Linked DNA regions of Homo sapiens: all the other regions are linked to region 1. The links are chromatin contacts, found by Hi-C or POLR2A ChIA-PET in ENCODE. All regions are on one chromosome and are shown on one strand. Each heading gives the region's core, a stretch centred on a gene start or an enhancer-like site at or near the end of the contact. The rest is flanking DNA. Distances are from core to core; before and after follow the strand shown.

Region 1 (3,292 bases), core at 793-3,292:
GCCGGGCGTGGTGGCGCACATTGGTAGTCCCGGCTACTTGGGAGGCTGAGGCAGGAGAATCGCTTGAACCTGGGAGGTGGAGGTTGCAGTGAACCGAGATGGTGCCACTGCACTCCAGCCTGGCAACAGAGTGAGACTCTGTCTTAAAAAAAAAAAAAAAAAAAAATTTGGCTCACAGAATCAAAGGACAGACTTAATCAAACTGCAGGAAGAGAGGGATTTAACTGGAACCAGGGAATTAACCCTGCTTCTCTCATTGCCTACTGGCAACAAGTCCCAATTCTTATCTTTTAGCGTTCACGCACTGGAAAGATGCAGTCTTAAATTTCTTATGGTTCAAAGCTCAAAAATGCTGGTAAGGCTGGGTGCAGTGGCTCACACCTGTAATCCCAGCACTCTGGAAGGCCGAGGTGGGCAGATCACCTGAGGTTAGGAGTTCGAGACCAGCCTGGCCAACATGGTGAAACCCTGTCTCAACTAAAAACACAAAAATCAGCGGGGTGTCATGGCAGGCGCCTCTAATCCCAGCTACTCGGGAGGCTGAGGCAGGAGAATCGCTTGAACCCGGGAGGTGGAGGTTGCAGTGAGCCTGGATCTTGCCACTGCACTCCAGCCTGGATGACTGAGACTCCGTCTGAAAAAACAAAAACAAAACAATAAACCCTCCCAACCCGCCAAAATGCTGGTTAAGGATTCTAAATGGCTCAACTTGGCCAGCTGTCTATCCCTGAACTGCCTATGGTGTACATGTTCCTATAACAGCACCTCCCAGGGAAACCAGAGGGGCTGCTTCCAGGTAAAAGGAGGAATTTCACCATAGACATAATACTTTGGAATAGTTTTGGCTATCCTTAAGTAAAACACGGGATGACTATTTCTCTAATTTCCACACTAGTAGTTTAAACAAAGTAGTCATCAGACCACAGAGGAGGGGGCAATAAATACTGCCTGTGAGGTAACTCGGCGAAATACTTTCACAGAGGCCTCATGAGGTGAGCATTTAGCATCGTGTGTGATGTGTGTCAAACCAAGAGGGGATTCAGGGAGACTTCCAGGCTTGAGCAAACGGACAAATATACCTCCTCTTCCAGACCTCTCCTTTCATATGGAAAAAATTCGTTTGGGACCACCAGAAAACAAAAGATAAAAGTATCGTGTTAGAACAAGGATGGATTAAAAATGACCTTTGCTTGAACTGAAACAGAAGCTATGTGCATAAGTGACTTAACTCCTCTGTAACTTGGCTTTCTTATCATTTACACGAGGGTGCTAACAGTACCCTCACAAGGTTCAAGTGAAGATTACATAGGACAATCCCTTAGTCAATGTCTTGGTACACTGTAAAGGCTCAGTAAATGCTGGAAAATCATATTAGCAACTATTTTATACCCGTAATTGTAGCTGGAAGATTGTATTGGATGCTAAATACCGGCTAGATTCCATTCGGTAACTATCATAATTATTTATTTGCATAACAATCAAATTATTGGTGCAAAGCAGCCATTATTACTGTAAAATGCTTTAAAATGCTCCTTTTGATAGTCCAGGTACGTACTGCAGCACAAAACTAGGAGAAACCAGGAAATGGAAGTAACGAGTAAGTTTGGATGCTTCGATTCTACCCTAGATTGAGACGGGTGAGCATAGAGGCAAAAAAAGACATTTTCTTCCAAACAAGAGGTGACCAAACGGGCAAGGGAGACCTCCTCCCGGGCATGCAGAGCGCAGCGATTCTGTGCCCAGGGAGCCGGAGGGCTGGGGCTGGGAGATCCCGGCGGAGCCCCGGCAGAGCAGTCGCCCGTGAGCCCCCGCAACTCAGACGCGCTCGGCCTCGCGCTCCGGGGCTGGGACCACCGAGGGCGAGCTGCAGCCTTCGCCACCCGGTCCGCCGCCGGACTCCGCCTCCCACAAACAGCCCGGCAAGGCCCTTTTCCGCCGCTCCCTCATCCAGCGAAGCCTCCTTCCCAGCTTCCCCGGCGGCGGCGCCGTGACGTCACTTCCGTTCTCCAGCGCGCACGTGGGAGGAAGTGCTGGTGCCCTCTGCCGCTGCTCCCGTCTCTTTGGTTACGCTCGTCAGCCGGTCGGCCGCCGCCTCCAGCCGTGTGCCGCTATGGGAGTCCCGGCGTTCTTCCGCTGGCTCAGCCGCAAGTACCCGTCCATCATAGTCAACTGCGTGGAAGAGAAGGTGAGGAGGCGCCAGGCGGCCGCCACACTCGAGCCCGGGCCCCCGGCACGTCTAGGCCGCGGCCCATGGGCTCCGCCGCCTGCCCCCGGGGAGCCTTGCCGGAGCTCGCGCCCTGCTGCCAGCCTCGCGAGCAGTCGCAGCCCCACACGCGATGGGACGCGGGCTGTGGGATTCAGCACCCCGGGGGCGAGGAATTCAGGACCCTCGGCGGGGCAAGGGCCTATAGGGTTCCGAACTCGCAGGAGGGTCGCTCCTCCCCTACTCGCTTTTTCCCGGCACCGGAAGGCCCCGCCCACTGCTTTGTTTCCTCTCCAGACCGCGCATTTTGGGTCTCGGAAGAGGTTCAGAGGCTGTTGTTGAGCAATGCATGCCAGGTCAGCTGAGCTAGCGGGTTATGGATGCACGGATTCGGAGGCCAGCTTTTTGACAACCTTGTAAAGGAATCCCTGGCGGCGACCTTTTCGTTGTTTACCAATTGTGCCGGAAAGGTTTTCTCCTAGTGTTCAGGACCATTTGTTGTTCTGGTTAGATTGGACGCTGAAAGCAGTATGTCAGGTCCAGGATGAGCGCTATAGAATTCTGAGAAGTTACCCTTCTCTGTGTGCCCTGACTACTGAACGGGGTGGGTGCTTGTTGAAAATTTCAAGATTACTGGATGTACTTGAGCAGTACAATTTTTGTTGTTAGTTAATACGTAAGTAGATTTTTGGCCATTATTGAGTTTTGTTTTTATTGTTTTCGTCATTCCATGCGGATTCGATTTTGTGCTCTTAATTAGAATTTCTGGATTGGAAACGTTCAGAGGCACATCACGCGTACCTCACTCCTTAGTTTTTGAAGGCAGTGCTTGCCTGTCACTGTGAACTTATTTCTGCTTTTTTTTTTTTTTTTAACTTTCTTGGCTTCTATCCAAGGAGGAACCAAAAGCCTTGTCTTAGTGACATTCCCACTATTTCTTGTTTTTTTCAAAAAGCAACTGCTAAATTGAATACTTGTTTCCTTTGTAAAATTTTAATCGAACTTTATTGAACTTTACTTGCACGTGGGTTAAACAAAAAGCAACAGTTCTTGCTCTACCCCTTCTCATCCCATTTCTCCACCTTTAAC
Region 2 (3,292 bases), core at 1-2,500, 4.7 Mb before region 1:
ATGATTCCCTACTTGCCAAGAGAAGAAACAGATTTAGATGAGTCAAATAAGGTTCTGGAAATCTTTTGATTTTATGGCCTTCGGCTGCCCCAATCAGGCATCAGAACTACCAAACATTAACCTCCACAAGTTGATATGACAAAAGCAAAAAGGCCCTATGGTAAGTCAAATATCCACCAACTTGGTAGAGAAGTCAATAAAATCAAATGGCTCTGTGTGAACCTTGCCTGTCACCTTGGAGGACACATCCCATTTCTACCTCATTCTTTGAAGTCAAACCAATTTAAAAAGTAACTTTTCCAAAGAAACTTTCTAAACGGATTAAAAAGAGGTCATTGAAAAGGGAGCACAGGCTATTTTTCAGTGAATGAAGAGAAGGATTCTGAAAAAGCATTACTTCGTAGAAATATATAACAAGATTAAATTTTGTGTGTAACACTCTTCCTCTCTCTTAATATCAGAGTATTTCAAACACGTGTAAAGCGTCCCTGACTTTTTTCTAGGAGTCAGGACTTTGTCAAAGTTTTCCCATCCACTCTCTAACATGAAGTTAGGAACTGCTAAGTTATCGATTAGACATTCAGGGAATCAAAATCATCTCTAACTGAAAGATTAAAAAGTAGCATGGTTAATTGTTAAGAGAACTTCTGAGTTGGTAGAAATGAGGGGTTCACCTGACAGTTCGTGGTGCCCCCCCTCAGCACTCTCACCTTCCCCCCAACTATTTTACATCTTCATGGTAACGTTCCCTTGATGCTTTTTTAAAGGGGGAACAAGAACATCTCAAGTTAATACGATGGAGAGAGTTAATAGAATCTTCTCCTTTACCACCAGGGTCCTCTCCAGGGCAATGTGAACGGGACAGCAGTGCACGAAGTCCTCCAGGCCCCCAGAGGCCACAGCCTGGGCCCGGTGGGCCAGGGACCAGCCGGTGACACTTTTAAGTCCAGGCTGGCTTTGGGGGAGCTGGAAACAGGCTTCCTCTGGGTGGGGGCGCGACGAGGGGGCGGGGCGCGGGCGGCCCCACTCACCTGCGATTCATGGGCCGGACCCTCACGGCCACCTTGACCGATGCCATCGCTCATCCCGAACCAGCCCGCGCGGGGTCCCACTAGCCCAGAACTCCGCGGTCGCCGGCGACGCTGGCTACTCAGATCGCGGCTCCCGCCCACTTCCCTCTCGCCCCCGCCCCTCTGCTCCCGGCCGGACCTGGAGTTCCGCGGCAGCCCCACCTGCCAGGCCACTGAGCATGCCCAGAACGGCTCCGGCCCGCGTGATCCATGCGCCACGGTTTGGCGGCGGCCGGGCGGTGCAGAGGGGCGGGGCCGCGGGGCCTGGAAGCAGCCTCCGGGATCTGCAAGTCTGGAAAGGCCACGTTGTGGACCTTGGCGCAGAGGTTATGGGGGCGACCCGGAGCGGATGGTTTCAGGAAAACTAGAACCCACCCTCATGGCCTGAACAACTGGAGAGAAGAGGATCGCAGCAATTTAAAGCCAGCGGCAAGGATCACAGTCCTGGGGTCAGGTGACCAAAGCCAGTTTTTCAGCCCTTAACAAGAACCTGGCTTCACCCAGCCAAACATGAGTTAACGTATCCATTTTACACACGAACAAACTGAGGCGCAGAGATGATCACAGCTTGTTGGTGGCAAACTCCGCTAGGGCCTTCTCTGCTACCCTAAGGAGGTCCGACCGTATGTTTTGGACCCCTTAACTCGGGATACCGATAAACGAAAATTAATAGGGTGTTGGATGTTTTAAATGTGTGCGGGAATGTCATTATATTGGCTAGAATCAAACCTTATTTAGACTTGTTTTGCACTTTTGTACACTTTAGTAATTTTTAGTTTTAATCATAAGGGAGTTAAAGGCGAACACAACTGGTATTTTTTTTTTTTTTTTTTTTTTTTTGAGACAGGGTCTCGCTCGGTCACCCAGGCTGGAGTGTAATGCTGCGATCTCGGCTCACTGCAACGTCCGCCTCCCGGGTTCAAGAGATTCTCCTGCCTCAGCCTCCCGAATAGCTGGGCGTGCCACCACGCCCGGCTGATTTTTGTATTTTTAGTAGAGACGGGGTTTCACCATGTTGGCCAGGTTGGTCTCGAACTCCTGACCTCAAATGATCCGCCCGCCTTGGCCTCCCAGAATGCTGGGATTACAGGCGTGAGCCACCGCGCCAGGCCGACAACTGGTATCTTAAGGCTTAGGGCCTCTGGTAGAAGTGAGCTCCACCTCCCTTCCTGTGTAGAAGGTAAATGCATTCATTCATTCAGTGAATCGAGCATGCATGAAATCGTTTGCGCACACCCAGAAGCCCACCTGCGAGCCACAGGAGCAGCCATTCCAGGAAGCCAAGCTATAATGGGAGACGCAAGGAATGGAGGCGGAACTCCTGTTTTTAAGTCCTAGCTCCAACACTAGCCTTGTCAGCCTGTAATTCTGAATTACTGGGCGCCTCTGAGGCTTCTTGTCTCATCTGCAAATCAGGAACAACGGCATAGAGTGGTGAATGCATCAAGTGGGATGATGTCTGCAAGTACGCAACCCGCTTACACAAAGAATTATCTTTCCATAACCTTCCCTGGACCCCTAGGGCCAGCAGGGAATCATAGCCTCCCTTTGTTTCTAGAGCCCGGAAATCACTGGGTTTTCCCTCTGTCTGGAGCAGAGCTGGGTGCGAATTTGACCAACGGGTGGCAGGAACAGCCGGAGCAGGATATTAAGGAGCGGGCGAGCTTGCCAAGCATGCGCAGTAGCGGCGGGTTGGTTTGAGAAGCCGCCAGGGAGCCAGCGCGGCGACCTAGCTGGCTGGGGCAGGGGAGGGGCCCGCCTTATATGGGAGCTGCGTGGGGACAAACTGTTCGGGCCCAACGCGCGGGTCTGAGAGACAGCCACGCCTGCTCCGGGTCACTCCGGCCACCTGGGGGGCGTCGGCGCGCAGACTCTGGCCAGTTCAGTATTCAAACTCTTCAGGAGTGCTAACTTACTCATGACAGCGATTTTCTGTATCGGGGTTTCATTGGTCGGTGGTTTAGAAGGTTTTGCTCATTCATTCGTTAATGTAATTCCAACAACCTACACGTGTTTATAAGCCCCCTTTCCATCCACGACTTTGCTGTCTGACACAAAACGGACCATCGCAGCCCGGCAGACGCTTTAGACAACAAACAGCATGCCTGGAGCTTTTCAATAGGAAGCAGTAAGGCTTGATCATCACAGACGATACGGAACGGGCACTTTCTTAGCAGAAAATATTTCTATTGGGGCGTGAAGGAAGTTTCTGAAAGGGAAGA
Region 3 (3,292 bases), core at 374-2,873, 3.2 Mb before region 1:
ACTCCGACGGCCTTGGTTATTCTACAGGCCTAGCGCACAGAACGGGCTGCTGGCGGAAGGCAGTGATGCCTGTGCCTTTTCGGCAGTTCCAGAGGCAGCACTCGGCATCAGGCGGGGCCACCGGGAGGACGGAGCCCACTCCGGGAACCGGCCGCCCCTGCGCAGCAGCTACCCTGCGGGCGGGAGGACGCGCCGAGGCGCCCTGGCCGCCGCCCAGGGGCAGGTGCAGGAGCGGCGCGGCGGGCGCGCTCGGGGCGCGGGTGCCGGGTTGCGCAGGCGGGCGCGGCAGGGAGGGGCGCCGGCCTCGGGAGCCCGACGCCAGGGCGTGGTGCAGGTGGCGGCGGGGGCAGAGTCGACACAGTACCTTGATTTTCGATCTGGCGACCGGGCGCTGCTTGGTCGCCAGGTGTCCATCGGGGCCCTCGGCGTCGCCGGGCTCGGGGGTTTCGCTCTCGGGGGCGTGCGGGGACGAGCTGCTCTCTGCTCCTCCAGGCTCCCCCGCGCTGCTGCTGCCGCTGCCGCTGCTGCTGCCGCCGTCGCTGCGGCAGTCCTCGGGGGGGTCGTGGAGCAGGCGGCCTAGGCCCACTGTGGAGGGAGGGGCCGCGCCCCGACACACACACTCGGCGTCAACCCGCACGCCCGCGGCAGTTTGACCTGCGGGCGGTGCTGCCGCCGCCCCGCCCCGGACCTGGGCACCTCGCCAAGTGGGCAACGTCGCGGGGGAGGCCAGTAAGCCCCGAATCGGCCCACAGAGCTAGCTTGGGGTGCTCGGAGCCTCTTTCCGGTCCCAGCCAAGGCGCCCACGAGGAACCGGGCGGCCACGAGCGGCGGAGGACCCCGCGCGCCAAGTTTCCTCTCAGGGCGGGGGAGGCGGATCTGACCTCTCCCCAGCTAGCCCCAGAAGGGTTGGCGAGCCTTTGTGCACCCCCATGAGGACGTGAGATTGGGGGTAGCCTCTGCTGGCTTTCAATCCCTTTCCTGGGCCACCTTGGCCCGCGCTGCAGCCAACGGTCCCGCCGCCGGGCAATTAGAGGCTCCCACTACGGGGAAGGGGGCGCCTAGAGTCTGGGGCATCCCAGTCCCTCATTGCCTGCCCTAACCCGCCTAGAAGACCCCCGCGTGCCCCCCGGAAGAGGGGGATGAGGTGGGGAGCCCGCCCCTGCCGATGAGCAGAGAAGACCCGCCACCCCTTCCCCCACCCCGGGAGCCCAGCGCCCAGGCCCGGCCCCCGCGCGCGCTCACCTGGGATGTAGGTGTCTGCCCTTTTCTCATCCGGGAGCTCATCCCAGCTGCGGACCGAGACCCCCAGGCTCCTCCTCTTCACCAGGAAGACTTTGGGCATGGTGGGGTCCCCTCTCCCGACTGCGGCCCCCTCCTCCCGGCTGCTCCCCGCTAGGGGCAACGGCGGCGGCTCCGTCCCCGGCTCCCGGCGGCCAGAGCCCACCTTCCCGCCTCGCCTGCCCTCTTCCTCCACCCCCCGCCGCGGCGCGGCCCAGGCCTCTCCCCCGCACGCCTGGCGACTCCCAGCCTCCCGGCTCGGCGACACCTATGCCTTAAATCGCGAGTGAGACCACGCCGGGGAAAAAGTTTCATAAGGTGGAATAGAAAAGGCACCAGGAAACTTGGGACTGAGCATGCGCCCTGCAACATAACGGTGTCAACAAGCTCGCTACCTGTCCGACCGGTTCCGGCGGCCGGGGCTGCCTGTTCCAGCCCTTCCTTAGGCATGAATGTTTGCAAAAGAATTTAAAGTCTGTTCTTCCCCCTCCTCTTTTTAAGAAAGGAAGAACATTTTTTAATCAACCCCCGCCCCATTCCCCCATCACCTGCACCTCGAGGCGAGCTCTTCGAGGTAAACCCCAGGTTCGCCTCCCAGGGCACCCCTCCGGTGAGTTGGGGCCTCCCACGAGTTGCCCCCCTCCCCCGCCCGGTGGATTTGTCTTCGACGAGCCAGAAAATGGCTCAGTTCCCCTGGACCTTGTGGAGCCTTCCTGGGGCTTGATGAAATCTGGGCGGTCAGAAGGGGGAGGCGGCGGGAGACTTCCAAGGATTCTGATTATTAATAATGGGGGGTGGGGGCTTAGGGGCTTAAGCTTTCCATCAGCTACAACACCCCCCCCCCATAAGCAGTAAAAATAAATTTAAAAATTCGGCATCTTTAGACCACGTTATTTTTCTGACTAGTATCATACAATCTAAGAAAAACAAGCCTTGCCCCGCCAAAGCAGCTTCTCCTCACAAGACGTTGCACCCCCCGAGAGCCCCCTCACCCCAAGTAAACACACAATAGAAACAAAAGCCAGGAGCATATTATGCAAATGCAGCTTCAAAACAAGCCCCCAATCCTCGCCCACTCCCACCGTTGCCTCTCCTAACCACCCGATCCCCAAATTCTGAGACTGGGAAATACCTTTCCAGGAAGCTAGCATAGTGAACATTGGCTACATCTTCTAGCCGCCCCTACCGGGGAGGTAGGAAAGCTTTGCATTTATTATTATATCTGTTTGTTCCTATCAACCTTTATGCCTGGAGGGGAGAGGGAGAGAAGGAGGGGGAGTTGGTAAAATATGCCAAGTTTGTAAAGCAGTTGTGCTCACGTTGCGGGGCGCGCTGCCCTTCCCAAGGCCTTGTTCGGGTGCGCCCAGGACAACCGGCACAGCCTCTTGTGTCGCTGCGGTCGCCCTCCTCCAGGAGGTCGTCAGACGTGTGCCAGCTGCCGGGTGCTGCGGGGGCGCGTCTGGTCAGGGATGCCCTGGAGCCCAAGGCTCACCCAACAGCCAGCCTCACCTGTCTGTAACCTGACCCTCCGCGCTCCCAGCCTACAGGGCCCGGGAATCAACACAGCGGTTTTCCCTGTTCCCTTCCGCCCTGAATGGCCCTTGGGGACACAACCGCCTGGTAACGGATTTCTCGGCGCTACTGGCGGACTCGCGCGGCGCAGGGAGCCGGGGCGCAGCTCTGCCGGGGCTGCGGGCGGGACCGGTGCGCGGCGCCTCTAGGTCTGCCCTCAAGGAGTCACCCTCTCTGGACTGAACTCTGAACTCCAGCTTTTCTCTAAGAAAAACCAGCTAAGAACGAAAAAGACTTTGATCCCGGTGAGCCGGAGGAGGAGGAGGAGGAGGAGGAGGAGGAGGAGGAAGACATTTCTGTAGCGGTGCAGGAAAACAAGGCTTCTTGTCTATGAGGCTGATGGGGCAGCTTCCGGGAGACTCTGCAGATGTATTTTTATCCACCAACAAACGGGATTTGCTAGAAAGAAGGAGCTTGGGTGAATGGAAGAGTAAAAATGAAG

The links. Hi-C counts contacts between places; a loop is a spot of excess contacts on that map. ChIA-PET counts read pairs that join two places held with the same protein, here RNA polymerase II (POLR2A). Pooled maps may share reads with other maps.
Region 2: a loop to region 1 is called in a map of naive thymus-derived CD4-positive, alpha-beta T cell, with 12 times the contacts of the local background. The contact joins the promoter of KIF16B here to the promoter of XRN2 in region 1. A Hi-C loop is called at or near these places in 3 of 168 maps with a recorded cell type or tissue (CD4-positive, alpha-beta T cell, CD8-positive, alpha-beta T cell and naive thymus-derived CD4-positive, alpha-beta T cell) and 8 of 50 pooled maps.
Region 3: POLR2A ChIA-PET joins it to region 1 with 12 read pairs in BJ. The contact joins the promoter of OVOL2 here to the promoter of XRN2 in region 1. POLR2A ChIA-PET finds 5 or more read pairs at or near these places in 2 of 52 experiments (BJ and OCI-LY7).

Annotation. Positions count from the first base shown.
Region 1 is chr20:21,301,289-21,304,580 of GRCh38, forward strand. XRN2 (5'-3' exoribonuclease 2) reads left to right here and starts at 2,043. Exons shown (of 30, transcript NM_012255.5): 1 at 2,043-2,185. The coding sequence starts at 2,111. RefSeq lists a silencer at 1,741-1,870 and an enhancer at 2,591-2,640.
Region 2 is chr20:16,572,198-16,575,489 of GRCh38, forward strand. It overlaps KIF16B (kinesin family member 16B), which reads right to left and starts at 1,251. Exons shown (of 26, transcript NM_024704.5): 1 at 1,032-1,251. The coding sequence starts at 1,078. It overlaps LOC124904875 (a long non-coding RNA gene), which reads left to right and starts at 3,106. Exons shown (of 2, transcript XR_007067539.1): 1 at 3,106-3,292. RefSeq lists an enhancer at 1,008-1,529 and silencers at 1,142-1,371, 1,158-1,287.
Region 3 is chr20:18,056,293-18,059,584 of GRCh38, forward strand. It overlaps OVOL2 (ovo like zinc finger 2), which reads right to left and starts at 1,624. Exons shown (of 4, transcript NM_021220.4): 1 at 1,243-1,624; 2 at 365-585. The coding sequence starts at 1,342. RefSeq lists an enhancer at 29-816 and a silencer at 218-307.